Linked DNA regions of Homo sapiens: region 1 is linked to region 2. The links are chromatin loops, found by intact Hi-C in ENCODE. Cell type or tissue: dorsolateral prefrontal cortex. All regions are shown on one strand. Region 1 overlaps ARFGEF3 (ARFGEF family member 3). Region 2 overlaps ARFGEF3 (ARFGEF family member 3).

Region 1 (2,500 bases), 71 kb before region 2:
ATCGGTTATGAAGCTGCTGATGGAAGGATTCCATGGAAAAGCAGCAGAGCTGCAGAGTGGACAGGGAGAAATCAGAGCTATAATTAACTTTGTATTTCATTGTGTTCTACAGCAGTAACCCTTATTTCTCCAATGATGAAATCCTATAGTCTAATGTGGTAGCTTTCACACTCTAAAAATCAATATATCTTTCAGTTTATGCTGAAAATATAAAACAGATAAGAGTGGGCCTACTCTGGTTTAAGTGGGGGTGGAGAAACCTGGTAAAATGAAGTCACATTTTATTTTTGTGCCAGTGTAACTCCATAGGGAAATAATGGGTTGATTAAAATTCTTGGTCTGTCGTTTAATTATTTAGAGTAGATGCTTCTAACAGACATTTTTGTCTTTGTAACTCTTTAGGTTTATTCCTAAAATATTTTAATGCCCTTGTTTTCCCTAACCTTTAAAATATCCAAATATCTCTCCTTTTTTTTTTTTTTTGTCTCTCCCCTGACACTAGATAATGTTGCATCTAGGCACCTCTTATCGGCCAATGCTATTGATGGTTCATTTGTATTTCTGTCTTGGAAACATGTTCATTAAGAACCTGTCACAAGACTCAGATCTACTTCTTGATGGAGACTATAAAGCAAATGTTAAATTTATAAATTGTTGAATTCTTTGAGTTGAGGAGGAATTGACAAACTAATAGAATTTTGATGTATATTGATGAGACAGAGTGCTGATGGTGATGCATATAATTTCCAGGTAAGGAAGAGGTAGAAGCAAGGCATAGAAATCTACTTAATGATGCTTCCTAGAGTTGTTCACCCCCAGGTGTGCTGGGTGTGAGCAGTGCTGTTAATTTGGGAAAGAACAAAGCATGTTCACAGACTGGCCGGGGTCCCAATGTGTACTAATGAGTGTACCAGGTAATAATTAGTGAAAGTCTTTGTGTTTGCTCTTCCTGTAGCCATACCAAGAAGGCAAGGGGTTGATGGGCTATCATTTCTGCACAGCTTCTTTGCTGTGTTTTCTCTTAAGCCCATGTGCATTTTTATTATTGGTTATAGTTTTTGTGTATGTGTGTAGTGGCATTTGGGGGTGGGTGTACATAAGGCTTACATCACTTGACTGCCAGCTTTACTGAGCTCACATGTTGTCCTTATTTTTGTGTTTGCCAGGGAGAAATGCCTGCTGCCTCTCCAGTTGGCTTTGGAATCCAAGAATGTGAAGCTGGCCCAACATGCTTTGGCAGGGATGCAGGTATGGCTTTGACTGAATGCAATGGGATGATAGAAATTGACAGGCCACTTTGGCATTGAAAGGGCAAATAGTTAACATTTTAAATACTGGCTGTTTAAAGACTCAGGCAGAAATTTGATTGAACTAGGAAATAACTATAGAGAATAACAGGATTTTCTTATATTCACCAGAATTTCTCTGTACACAGCATTATTTCGTTGAACCTTTGTGATCAGACACTGATTCATGTGGACCTAGCTAAGCCCACACAGATAGGGATTTTTTTTGTGTGTGACATCTTTCAGGAGAGTAAGGGATCCCAAAAAAGAGACGACAAGTTCATACCAATTCAAATCTTGTATACTTTCAACATCTATGGTTCTATATAATAAAAATTGATGGTAAACTGGAAAGATTTTGTTTTGTTTTTTATTCCACGGTTAGATTGATGAATGGATTATTATCTTTTATGTCCAGAGCAAGACTAGGAAGAAAAAAGAAATTTGGTTTAACAAGAAAAGCCAGATTTGCTTGAATACATTTTTTTGGTTTGTGTTTTACACCAAACATAATGGATCTAATTCTGATGGTAAAAAGGTGATGACTATGTAAATATACATACTTTTTAAAGTGGTTGGCCTCTAAGAGAAAAGCACTGTGAAGTTGAAGCCTGCAGGAGTTTGTTCAGTGTGGCGATGGATAAACCATGGTGGCATTTGTCAGATTTTTTTTATGTCAGTATCAACTGCTTCATAGTTAGCTTTTTGAGTTCAGAGAGGTTCCCAATACCTTTTAAGAGATAAAACCTATGAAATAGTGAGAAAACAGTTCTTTTTCCCCCAGCAGATTGGAATTAATGTATATTTTTATACACAGCAGCATTTGAATATTTTAAACATTAGCAATAATGTTATTAAAAACCTTTTGCTTTTCTCCAAGGTAATTGGGCCAACCATAAAAATGGTTGAGAATTTGTTTTGATCTGTCACTTTTGTTCCTTTTTCTCTAATGTTGTGTAGATTTTGCATTTAGCTTCTCTCTCTTTTTTCTTTAACCCTGGAATATTCTAAATTGCAGTGCCATATTTTCAAGGGCTTACTGAATCGTGTTAACTGAAGCAACTTGGTGGGCTGTGAGTCTTCCCTTTACCATCCCCTGCTACCTCCTCTTAACTTTAGGCATATTTTTAGAGCGTCTCAGTTTTTATCACTTTAAGTAAAAATAAATTGTATGTAAACTCTAATTCTGAGCTTTCCTGAGTATACCACATGAT
Region 2 (2,500 bases):
GAGTAATACCCATTTTATATACATACCACAATTTGCTTATCCATTCATCTGTTGATGGGCGCTTCAGTTGTTTCCACCTTTTGGCTGTTGTGAGTAATGCTGCAGTGAACACTGATGTACAAACGTCTGTTCAAATCCCTGCTTTCAGTCCTTCTGGTTATATCGGAGTAGAATTGCTGGGTCATATAGTGATTCTATGTTTAGCTTTTCGAGAAACATTATTCCTTTTGAAAAGTTGTATTAATAACTTTTCTAAACATCTTACATGCATTATTGCATCTAATTCCCATGCAATCATATCCATTAATTCTTACTCATTCGGCAAATGTTTTTAAGGGTCTACTATGTACCAAATGCTGTTCTAGGCATTGGGGATTCTGTAGTGAACAAAATGAATGAAATGTCACCCTCTCATTGATTTTATAGTGGTGATGGCAGATGATAAACAAGTATATGTTAATATAAAACTGGGTAGAATAAATGCCATCGAGGCCATTTTTTAAAAGCCGGGTAAGCGGCATATTGGTGAGGGGCAGGAGTGGATTTGCTATTTAATAATGGAATTAAAAGGGAAGGTCTCTCTGTCACTTGAGCAGAGACTTGGCAGAATTGAGGGAGCGCAGCATCCAGAGATCCTGAGATCATTCTAGGAGTGACAAAAACAAATGCAAAGGCCCTGCGGCAGGTCCAGGCCTGGTGTGGCTGAGGGACAGCAGGCAGTCAGGGTGGCTGCGGGGAATGAGAGGGAGAGAGGAGGGTGAGGTTGGAGTTTTATTACATTGTGATAGGGAGCCACCGGAGGGCTCAAGCTAGGGATAGAATGCAGTCAATTCTTCTTATTATAGGAAAAGAAGGTGAGACTTACAGGGTTTACATGAGTTTATCAAAGTTCTAGCTGCTAAGTAAGAGATCAGGATCCAGGCCCAGGCAGATCCACTCCTGAGCGCATGCTCTTTGCCACCAGGCTGGGGTGTGTATCTGGCCCTAAGGATATTCCTGGCTAGCTGTCAGTGCTATACAGAAATATCCTATTGATGCAGTATCTCTCACGATGGGTTCGCAGCTCTCTGGAAGCCAGCCTTGCCAAGCACACTGTTCACACCCCCAAAAGTCCCTTCATTGTCTCCCTTAGGCATGATGCACTCTCCTGGCTTTGACGGGAATAGCAGCCTCAGCTTCCAGATGCTGATGAACGCAGACAGCCTCTACACAGCTGCACACTGCGCCCTGCTCCTCAACCTGAAGCTCTCCCACGGTGACTACTACAGGAAGCGGCCGACCCTGGCGCCAGGCGTGATGGTGAGTGTGCCGTCCCTCATTGGACTGGCAGAGGGCAGGCTGTAACTTCCTGGTGTACAGCCTAGCCTCAGTGCCCTGAGTGGGATGGCACAGCGTGTTTTGTTCCAGACTGCTCTAGGTTGGTAATGCCAGTGGGACTTTGGGGGATGGAAGGAGATGACATATATATAAGGGCACAGATATACAGTTGCCCAGCACCGTGAGCACAGAGCTGCCCACTGGGCTCCAGTGAAGAGTGTATGGACGTGAGGCTCTGGAAATGGCTGCCCAGGGATAACCCAGTAGTTTCATCTCATGTCATTATTAAACATGTGTATAAAACCTGTTCAAAACCACATCATTGACGTGTTAAGGGAGATCAGAAGATGTGCAAGAAATTTGCTGAAAATGAGTTGTGTTTTTCTTTTTTTTGAGACAGAGCCCCGCTTTGTTGTCCAGGCTAGAGTGCAGTGGTGTGAGCATGGCATGGCTCACTGCAACCTCAAACTCCTGGGCTCAAGCAGTCCTCCCACCTCAACTCCCAAGTAGCTGGGACTACAGGTGTGCACCACCAAGCCTGGCTAATTTTTTAATTATTTTTTGTAAAGACAGGGTCTCGCTATGTTGCCCATGCCAGCCTTGAACTCCTGGGCTCAAGCAATCCTCCCACCTTGCCCTCCCAAAGCGTTGGGATTACAGGCATGAGCCACCAGGCCTGGCTGAAGGTGTGCACTTATAAAAACTCTTCACCGTATTCCAACATGTTCCCAGACCTACTGTTGACCCAGAACTAAGCTCACTGGCTGTTGCTCATAAGCACTTCCTGTAAGGGATACAATGAGAGTGTTGGTTGTCCTGTGGTTAGCTCCTGTGATGGAGCAAGCCACTCCATGGTGTGCCCTATTATCAGTTCCTGAGCCTAAATCCATGGATCTACATGAAGGAAATCAATAATCATTTGCTTGCTTGATAAATTGTAAATTCCCAAAGATAAGTGATTGCTTCATGAGCATAAGTGAAGTGTCTCTGGAGATGTGCACATTCCTGCAGGAGCACGTTCCACCTCTGCTTCTGTTGGGGCTCCTAGAAAAGGAAGCTCGTACGCTATTAAAGACATCTGTGCAATTGCAAACCTTTCCACACATCCAAGAGTAAGAATGTAAAGTGCAGTCTCTCTAATCCTTCTGCAAGGTATCTGTCAAAAGGTGTCATCAGTGAAGGA

Evidence for each region. Hi-C counts contacts between places; a loop is a spot of excess contacts. Peaks named below come from ENCODE experiments on the same cell type or tissue, not always from the same donor. Only the 100,000 strongest peaks of a DNase experiment are listed, where the experiment ranks them.
Region 1: a loop joins it to region 2, with 7 times the contacts of the local background. A loop is called at or near these places in 3 of 110 quality-filtered maps.

The regions. Positions count from the first base shown.
Region 1 is chr6:138,205,876-138,208,375 of GRCh38, forward strand. It overlaps ARFGEF3 (ARFGEF family member 3), which reads left to right. Exons shown (of 34, transcript NM_020340.5): 3 at 1,167-1,248. Among named protein-coding and RNA genes, the nearest start is that of PBOV1, 11 kb to the right of the region's middle. In dorsolateral prefrontal cortex, no CTCF peak of the experiment used is centred here; no DNase peak of the experiment used is centred here; H3K4me3 peaks cover 308 bases; H3K27ac peaks cover 1,526 bases.
Region 2 is chr6:138,277,319-138,279,818 of GRCh38, forward strand. It overlaps ARFGEF3 (ARFGEF family member 3), which reads left to right. Exons shown (of 34, transcript NM_020340.5): 13 at 1,133-1,299. Among named protein-coding and RNA genes, the nearest start is that of PBOV1, 60 kb to the left of the region's middle. In dorsolateral prefrontal cortex, a CTCF peak has its summit at 1,153; a DNase peak (open chromatin) is centred at 1,143; H3K27ac peaks cover 1,483 bases.